Linked DNA regions of Homo sapiens: all the other regions are linked to region 1. The links are chromatin contacts, found by Hi-C or POLR2A ChIA-PET in ENCODE. All regions are on one chromosome and are shown on one strand. Each heading gives the region's core, a stretch centred on a gene start or an enhancer-like site at or near the end of the contact. The rest is flanking DNA. Distances are from core to core; before and after follow the strand shown.

The links. A loop is a pair of places that touch in the nucleus more often than their neighbours do. ChIA-PET counts read pairs that join two places held with the same protein, here RNA polymerase II (POLR2A). Pooled maps may share reads with other maps.
Region 2: a loop to region 1 is called in a map of PC-9, with 12 times the contacts of the local background. The contact joins two enhancer-like sites. A Hi-C loop is called at or near these places in 3 of 168 maps with a recorded cell type or tissue (MCF 10A, PC-9 and mammary epithelial cell) and 3 of 50 pooled maps. POLR2A ChIA-PET finds 5 or more read pairs at or near these places in 2 of 52 experiments (MCF 10A and PC-9).
Region 3: a map of PC-9 shows a loop between it and region 1 (4-fold over the local background). The contact joins two enhancer-like sites. A Hi-C loop is called at or near these places in 1 of 168 maps with a recorded cell type or tissue (PC-9) and 2 of 50 pooled maps. POLR2A ChIA-PET finds 5 or more read pairs at or near these places in 3 of 52 experiments (H1, OCI-LY7 and PC-9).

What each region holds. Positions count from the first base shown.
Region 1 is chr14:80,386,900-80,390,865 of GRCh38, reverse strand. All of the region lies in intron 5 of DIO2-AS1 (DIO2 antisense RNA 1), which reads right to left. Among named protein-coding and RNA genes, the nearest start is that of DIO2, 180 kb to the right of the region's middle. Within about 2 kb of position 1,670, at least 3 of the 41 ENCODE cell types and tissues checked have a DNase peak (open chromatin) inside an H3K27ac peak, as active enhancers do; they include PC-9 and mammary epithelial cell, where a contact is called at or near this core.
Region 2 is chr14:80,583,302-80,587,267 of GRCh38, reverse strand. All of the region lies in intron 19 of CEP128 (centrosomal protein 128), which reads left to right. Among named protein-coding and RNA genes, the nearest start is that of CEP128, 360 kb to the left of the region's middle. Within about 2 kb of position 1,892, at least 3 of the 41 ENCODE cell types and tissues checked have a DNase peak (open chromatin) inside an H3K27ac peak, as active enhancers do; they include PC-9 and mammary epithelial cell, where a contact is called at or near this core.
Region 3 is chr14:80,566,172-80,570,137 of GRCh38, reverse strand. All of the region lies in intron 20 of CEP128 (centrosomal protein 128), which reads left to right. Among named protein-coding and RNA genes, the nearest start is that of DIO2, 360 kb to the right of the region's middle. Within about 2 kb of position 1,902, at least 3 of the 41 ENCODE cell types and tissues checked have a DNase peak (open chromatin) inside an H3K27ac peak, as active enhancers do; they include PC-9, where a contact is called at or near this core.

The DNA of each region.
Region 1 (3,966 bases), core at 421-2,920:
TGCTTCTTAGAGATCTTCTCTTCAGTAGCAGTTATGAGGCTAGCAAGGTCTGAACTAGTTTCCATACCATATTATATAGCTTTGAAGAGCACTGGGGAGTGAACTACACTAGAACTTTGGTTGATGATCTGTAGAAATGACATGGCACCCCAGAGTAAAATTGCATTATCTTAAAACAAGTGATAAACAATTTTGTCTATTCTTGGTGGTGAGTATAAGATGGTAGGGAAAGTTACAAAATTTAGGCTCATCTAAAGCATTATCTGTGTTTTGATTATAGCTGCAGGTTGAAAATATTAGATTGTTAATTTTGTATATTTCTTTTCAGTGCCCTCAAAAATTTTGGCAGATATATGAGCATAGGCTGCCATCCTTGGAAGGATGGTAAGAAGGAAGGAAAGAGGGAAGGAAGAAACGAAGGAAGGAAGGAGAATGTACAGAGAAAATTGAATATGGACTCATAGATTCTTGGGCCTGGCTGAGCAAATGTTAGTTTTTCAGTGAAATAACTTCTATATGCTGGAACTAAATTGGTATGATGGCTCTGAAGCTAACATCTTTGGTTGTCTTTTTTTTTTTTTTTTTTTTTTTTTTTTTTTGACAGAGTCTCACTCTGTCGCCCGGGCTGGAGTGCAGTGGTGCGATCTCGGCTCACTGCAAGCTCTGCCTCCCGGGTTCAAGCCGTTCTCCTGCCTCAGCCTCCTGAGTAGCTGGGACTACAGGTGCCCACCACCACACCTGGCTAATTTTTTGTATTTTTAGTGGAGATGGGGTTTCACTGTGTTAGCCAGGATGGTCTCGATCTCCTGACCTCGTTATCTGCCCACCTTGGCCTCCCAAAGTGCTGGGATTACAGGCGTGAGCCACCATGCCTGGCCTTGTTTGTCTTTTTTGAAGCATCTTTAGAAATGTCTATTTGTAGGAGAGATATGAGGTTCACAACAATATTTAAAAACCAGTTAGGCATATCAAAAAAAGAAATTTTATTAGAATATTCCCAGTCTTTTCAAAATGTAATCTTGTACCATCTTCCATAATAGGAAACACTGACTAAATAAAGTGTTTCTCAAGCATGGCTGGTATACCAACTTTGAGGGTTAGTTACGACTTTTTGCCAGAACATCCATTTACTTTCCTAGCCTGGGGGAACTGAACTAGCAAATAGATGTCACTTTTATAAGCACACAGTGCCATTTTAATCTACGCTAAATGAAAGAGTTTAAAAGCAAAAGGAAACTTCCAGTCACATAAAACTCTTTCTTGTTAATATCTCAGAGTTGCTTGTAATATTTGGGGTGGTAAGGAGGATGAAGAAATCTCTCTGGCACTTAGCTTTAGGTTGGACAAACCACATTCACTCTATACTCAAGCTTATTTTATTATAGTACATTTTTCCCTTCTTGAATTTTTAATGTCTTCAACATGCCCTTTGACCAGTGACCTCTGCTAGAAATTTCTCTAGATATGTACAATAATTAGACAACACAATGTAGAAGTGTTGTATGTTTCTTATCTGCATCTCATTTGCTTGTACTGACTTAGCCAGTCTATGATCAGAAGATATTATAATTTCCAACCACAAAGAATGTATTTTATTAACTCCTTTTCGAATTCTTCTCACTCAGTGAATGATTCAGAGGGAAAATGCTCAGATTCAGGTGAAGAGAGTCATACCAAATACTTGCCAGACCACAAAAACTTCAGCTGCCTGGGCTTAAGGCTGATTTCAGTCACTTAAGAATTTGGGGATGAAAACACTGTTTACAGTGAACTTGTAGCAATTCTGCAAATGTCACAAGGACAGGGATCATGTCTGTCACCCATTCAGTTGAAAAACAATTTAAGTTTACTTTAATGACTTTTCATCTCTTTATCAGAATTGTTTAGATTGTTAGACTCTAATAATTTATAGACTCCAGGATTAGGGTTTCTTTCCTTAGAGACATTGAAGTTCTGCCCTCGTAATCCTGCTTAGGGGAAGACGGTGTGCTCTGTCTTGCTTTTCTGTCGCTTGTACTTGGGTCTTCGTGTCCTAATTCAGATGCTTTCAAACATGAGTGTGCATCAGAATCGCTAGAAAGCTTGTTAAACTATGGGTTGTTGAGCTCCCTCAAGAGAGTTTCTCGTTCAGTAAGTCTGGTGTGAGACCTGAGAATTTGTTTTTCTAAATAGTTCCCAGGTATGGCTGATGCTGCTGGTCCCAGGCCCAGACTCTGAGAACCAGCCGCCAACCTCCACACCCAGGACATTCCACTTTTCTTTTATTCACAGATAATTTGTTTCTGTTCAGATCATATTCCTTCTCCTCACTTTTACACATGATGCTAAATGTGCTAAACATGCTTCAGCCTTCCATTTAACATAAAAGCATTAAAAATATCTAGCTTTCATCTCAGGTTATTCACCTGGGCATTGTAGGGATACATCTAGTTACCTAAGGATGGTTTGACATTAACTACCACATCTACATTTTGAATCATGCAAACTCAAGCAGACACGGCTGAATCAAGGGCCATAGAATTCTGTTTTGTGATGCAAGCTTATTTTTGTTTCATGATGGAGCTCTCCACCCCACTGGTATAATTTTCTCATCCACATAGCCTCTAGCTATCAGTAAAGGTGTTCTCTAAATAGTTGTTTCAGAAAATAGAAGTGTTCATGTTTTCATACAGTGATGTATTTATTGTTTTAAAGATATTTTTGAATCAGTTATGCCTAGGTTGTTTGGGTGACCTCAAAGTGGGTCATCCAAGTTGGTCATCACCAATAGGCAAAAAGTATAAATATAACCCATGCTAAGTGTAAAACTAAATGCCAAGGAAGCAGTTTATCTTGTTAAATTCTGCCAAGGGCAAGTGACACAGCAGCTGCAGACCAGTTTGTAGAGGCCTGGGGGGCCATGCTGGCACCGGGAAGCCTGGCTCTATCCCACCTGTGGAAAAAGCTCACATGTGATCCGAGAGACAATTATAATATGACTTAACACAGTAGCTGAGAGGTGCAGCTTCTTTTGCAACGTTCAGGACTAATTCCATGGATTTTCTTCCCCCTGCTCAGCGGCATTCGGCAGCTTCTCTGGTGACCAGCTACGTCATTTGGCAGCAGGCTAAAGTGCTTGCAATTGCATAGAGCAAAGAGCATGCTGAACAGTGATGTTCCAGTTTAAAAGGACAGAGCTGCAAACAAAGGTAGGCTTTTATTTTGGGCAAGAGCCTTTTAACTGCACAAAGTCTCATGCCTGACCACGTGCCCTTCACCACTGCCATGCCCACAGAACATGTCCTCACTCCCTTGTTCTTGAATCCTGAGTGCAGAAACCTGATGTCAGCGTCTTCTCCTGAGTTTCCTATTTCTTTAACTGTCTTCATGTCCCACTTGCCTTTCTGCTTCTCTTCTTTACCCCTTTCAGCTCCTTCTTTATGGGCCCATGTTTTATTCATATGATTATTTTTGACAGATAGTTTGGTGCCTGAATATAATATTCAGTGTTTTCTTTTGATGGGAGAAAACTCACAGTACTGCAACTTTACATGTAGAATACAGAGTAAGCCCAGCTGTGCCTGCCCACAGTTCCAAGGGGAAGTAACTGCCTGCAGAGTATGATGCTACTTCTTCATTGCACTTGTCACAGTTAATAGTTCTATGTATGTGAGTGATTGTTTGATCAATTTCTGTCTTCCTTGGTAAACATAAGCCATTGTGACAATGGCTACCTGCTTTGCCCACTATTGGATCCCTGGTGCCTGTCTGTGTATTCACAGTAACACTTGCTGGGGGAAGGAAGGAATATGCTTCTCAGGTATATCAGTTGACTCATGGAAGTCCTGAGCTGGTCCTAACTAAACTTTGGAAATGATACATTGCTTTGGAAATAATTGTGCAGAAAAACCCAGGATTTTATCAATGAGTTTTTTTTTTTTTTAGTTTATTTTGAGAGATTTGATTGATGGTATTTGTTGGGTATAG
Region 2 (3,966 bases), core at 643-3,142, 200 kb before region 1:
ATGAGAAAACTCTTAACTCATTGCGGTATATCCAGATATGTACCAGTGGGTGGCAGTAGATATGGCAGAGTTCTAAATAATGTAGCTACTTATAATGGATGATGTCTAAAAGCAGTTTACTAATAGGCCTTTTTTGTTTGTTTGTTTTAAATTACAACTGTTTGTTTTGCACATTTTCCTGATTTTAGCAGAGATATTTAAGGGTGATTTAAAAAAAAAATACTGAGAGCTAATACGTATATAATGCTTCTTATATACCAAGCACTATTTTAAATGTTTTACATATATTAACTGAAAGCCCAACACATTTGATTGTTGTTTAGGTATTTGAGCTAATATAGTCATATTGTTATACCTTTATTCAATTTTTCTTTACTAGTATAATAAAATAGGAAAAATGTTTGCTGGTAAATGTTATATTAAGCTGAGAAACTGTCATTCATTGAAACAGATTTTGTGTTGCTGTTTGATTTTGTGAAATCTTCTGTGTGCTGTATATTGAATATATCTTGCTGAAACAACTGCCTTCTCAAGTGTCTAGGTATTTGCTTTCCATCATAGCCATATTTTTGGACGTCATCTCCCAAAACTGAGGAATTTTAACGTGGACAGTTGGTAACTGTGGGTCTTCCCACAGATTGTCGATGTTACACAAGTGCTTTAATGAAGTTTTCTTTTGTTTCTGTTTGGAGAGGCATTAGAAAATATATAGGCATTGGAATACTGTGTCATTTCAATACAAATCTTGAAAGTCAAAGCAGGGCAGTCACTTTTGTGTAAAGAAAAAAAAAGTACTGGACCCTGGTCCAATTCAAAAGCCCTGGGCTCAGATTGATACACCATTAACTAGCTATGTGACATTGACAGAGGCATTTGATCTCGGAACTCAGTCCTCCACTGTGTAACCCCAGGACACTAGATTAGATCAGTAGCTTTCAGTGAGGATAATTTGGAGCTTTGCAGCTTCACCATGCCACCACAGGGGTCTGCCCAAGGATAGGAAGGAGCTTGGTGGGCTGGCCCCCAGGCCCTCCACTTCTGTTTCCTTAAAAGCAGCTCCTTCTCAGCTTTTTAAATTACCTATTTATAATTTACATTAGAAAGTATATATGATTTCCCTTATAAGACAGAATTGTACTTCTTTAGGAAAAAAAAAAGCAACCCTAGGATTAGATTATTTCTGTGTTCTCTTGTCTCTAAAATGTCAATGATTCCAATAACTGGGTAGCTAAGGAAGAAAAAGAGAAACTGACCCGTTATCTCTGGCATGTAGCTAATGTCTTGAGTATCTGGAATGGAATAATAGAAGGCTAAGTCCATCATTTATAGGCTCATAAGGGTTGTAATGTGCTGCTTTATCTGATGAATTTTGTTATATGAAATTATGAATCAAATATATGAATATATTTAAATATATGAATCTGTTCACAAATAGAAATATCATAAATTTACTTTTTAATAAAATATTGAATTATTTTGAGAATTTGCATTATCTATTGTGTTTGGTAAATGTCGAGACACACAGAGTAACACTGGACAGGAGCACTGAATTATAGTAAGTTACAAGAGCCAGAGCTAAATGCTTTTCTCTAAACTGCAATCAGTAACTCAACATATTCTGCTGCCAATGTTACTCTGTCCAGTGCTGTTGTTATAAATGTTGCTGTGTCAGAAGCCTCTGTTTCTATAACTTTCTCTCCATTATCAGTTGGGCTTAGTTGTAATATGGATGAGGCATTTTATAGGAATGGTTAAAGAAAAATATAGTCATTTCTCAATTTGATCTTCAGTCTCCCTAGGAAGGTTCAAGTTACTAGATGGGTGTAATTGCTCATACACACCTGGACATGACTCACCTTTGAAAAATAAACAAACAATCTATCTGCTTCTTGGCTACCAGAAACCAAAATCAACATTAAAAAGTGTCAAACCTCCTTAAACAGCCAGATCACTGGTTGCAAAGACTGCAGAGGAAGAGATATAAAACTATCTTAGCCAAAAACTTGGTCGTGATATATTAACCCTAAGTGTTCCAGAGAAATGTAAAGCAGAAACAAAACAAAACAGGACAGCTGGATCATCCAATTCTCATCCATGATGTTCTGCTTTTTTATATGGCTTTTTCTCCCTCTAATGACTTTATGTCATAATGAGTGAGTATCAGCTCATTTAAAAAATTGGAACCAATCCAAGGAAAATACACAGGGCTGCTGCCCTTTTTACCAAAGATCTTTCATTAACTAATGTTGATGGAAGCAAATTTCACCACAGCAATTTACATGGTAGTTGAGTTGCTATTTGTATGGAACAGCAAACCAGAGAGTAATAAAAGAAAACACGAACATGTCAGTGGTGAGCAAGGGAGCAGAGCAGCCCTTTAGCTCTTTCCATGCTGATAAGAAGAGTAGAGCAGACCTTCAGCTCTTTCAATGCTGATAAGAAGAGCAGAGCAGCCCTTCAGCTCTTTCCATGCTGATAAGAACAAACAACAAGATTGTTCATTATAATGAAAGATACTAATCACGCTGTTATCACAGTATTAAGTCACTTTAACTATCTAGGGGTCTCACCTATATTCTCTTGTGTTTTGTCTGTTTGCATAGAGTGGTGCTTCTCAGCGATGCCCAGTAGCCATATTTCATCAGCACAGGTTAATAACCGTGTTCATCATTCCAAATGCATGTGCTTGAACAATGCACCTAACGAGTGAGCAGTGGCATACAGCAATGGTGTGGGTGGAGTGAGCAATTTTGGGGATATAAGTTAAATATCAAAGATAGAAAGGCAGTAGTTAAGGAGAACATGGATGTAAAATATGGATGGGCCAGAGGCAGTGGCTCACACCTGTAATCTCAGCACTTTGGGAGGCCGAGGCGGGCGGATCACTTGAGGTCAGGAGTTCAAGACCAGCCCATCTAACATGGTAAAACCCCGTCTCTACTGAAAATGTAAAAAGTAGCCAGGCGTGCTGGCTGGCACCTGTAATCCAGCTACTGAGGAGGCTGAGGCAGGAGAATCGCTTGAACCCAGGAGGTGGAGGTTTCAGTGAGCCGAGATGGCGCCACTGCACTCCAGTCTGGGCATCGGATGAGACGCTGTCAAACAAAAAAAAAAAAAAAAAAAAAATGTCACGGACGCCCTGATTCAGGGAACTTTTAAAGCAGGTCAGAAGAATACAGACAAGTGTGTATTTTATTTTTAAATCAGTATGAAGAAGGGTGCAATTAAGTATTGAGAGGTACAAATGAGAGCATGATTAGACAGAGCAGGATGATAGGAGAGCAAAGCTGTAGAAGTGGCTTTGTACTAACTAGGTGATCTCAGCCAAACCATTTGCATTTCTTTGAGTCTCATGTCTTCATATATTTGTTGTAGGATGAAACATTTTAAGGTGGACTAGAAAGTTCTTCTAGGTTTCTGAATAGAGATAAGAAGGTTCAATACAACTACATCCCTGGAGACTTTTAAAAATGGCAGTAATCCAACAAAAGCTAATTTAAGAAAAAGAATAGAGGAAGAATTATGTATTGGAAGTCCAGGAGGTTTGTGGGCTTCAGTCAAGGGTGGATGTAGTCCTCAAGCAATTCTCTCTTTCTTGGCTCTCATTTCTTCTTTGCCAGCCTCATTGCTTAATAAGTTTCTTCAACATAGTAGAAAATACAGACTTCGAAACACCAGGCTAATATAAGGTGTGGCTTCAGAAGGAGAAAATTTATTTCCTGGCATTCACATTAATCCTCTAAAAGGACACCTCTGGTGTTGCTTAGCTCATATGCTCAGGGGGATAAGATGCTCTGACTTGCTAGCCTGGGCCATGACCTGCTTCTGCAGCAGGAAAGGTTAGTTAGGCCTCTTGACCAAAAGTTTCATGGAAATCATGTGGAAAAGAGGAACAGGAGTTCTCAAAGGGAAGATATGTGGCACAAAGAAAAAAAAAATAAAAACCAAAACAGGTGTCTGCTTATA
Region 3 (3,966 bases), core at 653-3,152, 180 kb before region 1:
TCAAATAAATAAATAAAAAGAACATATGTTAAAAGTACCCAATGCAGTTTTGGCAATTAAACTTACAATAAATAGTTTTGATTTTTATGGTACTAGTAATATAAAGGGATGTTTTCGTTAATAGCCATAACACATACCAGTGTCCCTTTTGTTCTTAAAATTAAGGAAACCCATTCCTATCCCAGGATCTCTGCATCTGCCTCTCTCGGTAATACTTTTCCTTTAGCTCTTTCAGTGGCTGGCTCATTTCCTTCTTTTAGGTTTCAGCTCAAATGTTACCTCTTCATAGGGATGTAAGCTGACCAACCTGTCTAGAGTATTTTTATGTTATGCAATATTATCCTTGCTTTGATTGGTTTCAACCAAATAAACATGTAAAGACCACTTTCAGTTCATGGGCCTATAAAAACAGGTGCCTGCCTGGACTTTGCTTACCCCTGCTTTAGAATGAACTAGTTTAACTGTTAACTGGCATAGGGAGAGTCTAATAAGAATATTTTTTTGAATTTTTCCTCAAAGAATAAATTTCTGTTGGTAGAATTTGAAATAATTTGGTAAATGGAAAGAAAGTATAATTTTGAGTAATCAGACTTTTCTGAACTCCTACAACCACACTGTATCAGCATTCCATTATCCACAGGTAAGGTTGTGAGTAGCTGTCATTACCGGCGAAAACTGCCCAGGTGAGGCTATTAACAAACTCTCATCCAATTTATTCCTTCATTTCATAGACTTTGGAATTTAAGATCACTTACTTCCAGGGATGATTTTGAAAGCAATACAGTTGAGGATGCTTTGAGCTAAATCACTACTCTTTATTTATAGTCCTGAAAAGTAAAATGTTTTAGATTTAAAGTAATAATGTCCCTGAAATTTGTGACTTTAATTTGGGTAAGGAATTATTTGGGGGACCATTTTAAAAGTACTACATCATATCATTTTCTCTAAATGCAGAAATTTAGAAATTTGTTTGAAATTATTATAGTCAAATTAGTGCTGTTTTTATAGCTATTACTATTTATAACATTTTCAATTACTTTAAGATAATAGAGCTTTCCAACTCTTTTTCATAACTCACATCTCTCTCAAACAGCCGAAGCTACTGTTTAAACTTCCACCTTGGGAAGATGCTAGTCAGACTGCAGTGAGAAATCAGAGTGAAGCTCAGTTTGAAGAAAAAGCAGTTAAGTATTTCATAGGTAGGAATATTTAGGATATTTGGGACTGAACAGTTAATATACATCTGCTTTATTTTAGTGCATATAGGATAAGTCAGCCTTCATGTATGCTTCCCAGAAGTGCAGCTAAAAACTTAGTTGTTGGTTTTTTTTTCCCCTCGTTGTTCTTAGAAAGAAGAGTGTACCAATGATAATCAGAGGGCAGATAATCTGGTTACTTTAAATTGTTTAGCTACATTTCCCTTCTTACCTGCGCGTGTGTGTTGGGAAATGGAGATTAATAATAGTTTTAATCTCAGTCAAACTGAATTAAGAAGCAAGAAAAAGCTACCCCATCTCAGCCATTGTATTAGTTTAAGACTTTCTGCTTCGATGTTGATCATCCTCATCAGCAGCCCCTCTAGTGTAGAATGCTGAGGGGTAACTGAACACAGAAGCACACAGAAAGAATATGAGAGTGACGGGCAAGAAAGAGTCTCCATTACAATGTTCCTTGTGCATTAGTTCCTGTAAATGACTCTGCATGTAAATTATGATGTGGATTACTGGAATTGCCCAAAGGTAAGTCATTAATTCCAAAGGTGGACTATTTACTTGTAGCATTTAATGACTCAGCTGTGTGACATGCATGATAGTTAACAATCCAGTGCTGTAATTTAAAGACTCAGGAGAACACGGCGTGGGAGGAAGGATTCTGTGGTTATATGGGTTTCTCTGTAAACTTTTTCACCTAGAAGCCTAGGAGATATGTGCCCTTCGGGGAAACAAAGGAGATGTCAGCCTCAGGGAGTCTCATTAGACCAACTATATTCAGTGGCAGTCAGATACACAACCCTTTGTGTACCTGAAAATGAAAGCATACCCTCTTATTTTCCACAAGTTCTGCATGACACAAGCCTGCTCATAAATTATGCCATAATCATTCTTGCAATATGATTTGCATAGGAGTTCAGGGCATATGCCATTGATACATGACTAACCTCACGACTGGTGTCGTGTACTTTTTTTTTTTTAAATGTAAATCCTTGAAAAATATATGGTGTGCTGGTTTCTGAGTTGTTGGCCTTCTCCTGGTACTCCTCAATTCCTCTTTCTCCATCTCTTTGTGGGGACAGTCAGCATCTGAAATTGCACTGGTTGTCCTTTGCATTGCCCCTAGCCACCATCATAGTCTTTATTTTATCTGCAAATAATCTTTAGTTGTTCTCCAGTCCAGATGTCACTCACCTTTGTTACCTGTTACGAGCAGTTTCACTGGAGAATTTGACAGTCCCTGGAGAAAGATAATTCTGTCTCTTGCCCTTCATTTTGTCTGTAGTGATATTCTGTAGCACACACCTATGTACCACATTACGTTGTGCTTTAAAGGAAGAATCTTGAAATGATTATTTTAAAGGAAAATAAGGAAAAGAAAGCTCATAGCTTTGCTTCGTGATTTGAAATTTAAAGGGTAGTCTCAGAATTTTTGGTGTCAGTTTCATATAGCTACCTAGAAGTATGTATAGGGATTTTAAATAAAACCCTACCTTGCCGCTCAGGCTGCATTTTCCAGTCTGAAATCTGTCCCAACAAACCAATAGACCCCCATTTCTGTATCTTTCTCTTCATCTTCTTTGTTTTCCCCACTTGTATTCTTCACCCCACAAACCCGTACACATACCCCACTTCAATATAAATACAACCGCAGCCTTTCCTGAACAATGTCAAAACTGAAGTATAATGGTCAATAATCTCCTCATAATAAAACCACAAACTAAAACACCCACCAGAGAACACAGCAGAAGAAAGCTACAGAAGAACAACTGGCTGCCCTCAGGTCTCTGTCAAGGCAATAGTAGTAAATGACAGAACATATTGGAAATGTGGATCAACCACCTTGAGTCTGTTTTTAAATCCTGTGATTGTTTCTGCTTCTGGTTCTATCAGAGATTTGCCACACCCAGGTTGAAAATCAGGCAACAAGGACCATTATTGGGCTTCCCTGTAGGCTAGAACATGACATATCACTTTAAATTGGCTTTTCTTCCTAAGTCAAAATGTTGGTTTTTTTTTTTTTCCTTGACAACTTTTCAGACAAAATCTTTAAGCCTCGCTGTTTTTTTTTTCTTCAATATGTGTGTTGTGTTATTTTAGACGCTGAAGTAGGTTGTTTGAAAAGGCACATAAGCAGCCAGTGAAATGAATGAACAGAAATTGACTACAGGTATCTAATGATGGTTACAGTGAACACAGGATGATTGGGAAACCAGTGCAAGCTGCTCCAATGCCACCCATCCTGGAGTATTTGATGTATAGACAAACTTCTTTCACTGACTTTTAATAGATAGCATACAATTTTATATATAAATCACAGATGCATTTGGTATATTCAAAGCCAACTTATGCTACATTTTAAAGCTTTTTTTGATGTTGCTACACTGAGATAGTGATTTTTGTCTTGATTTTGTTTGAATTTTTTTTAAATCACTGTAAGAAATGCTGACCTTTTGTGTGTGATGATTAATCAAAGCCTTTCCCTTTTCATTATCTTAAAGTTTGGCAAAGAATACTATTTTAAATGTATTCAAATAATTTCAAATAAAATGACTTCTAGCTCTTTTAATTATTTAAAATGACTGACAAATTTTTAAAACGTAATGGATTGTCATGGGGAAATGCTGAGGAGAAAAAATATATATATTTGTATTTCATTCTATAGGGTTTATTTAGGAAGTAGCAGGTAAACTGTGAGTGTGGATTAAACAGAGTTGACTTTGGAAGGAAGAACGCCATGCAGTGGTCTCTTTGG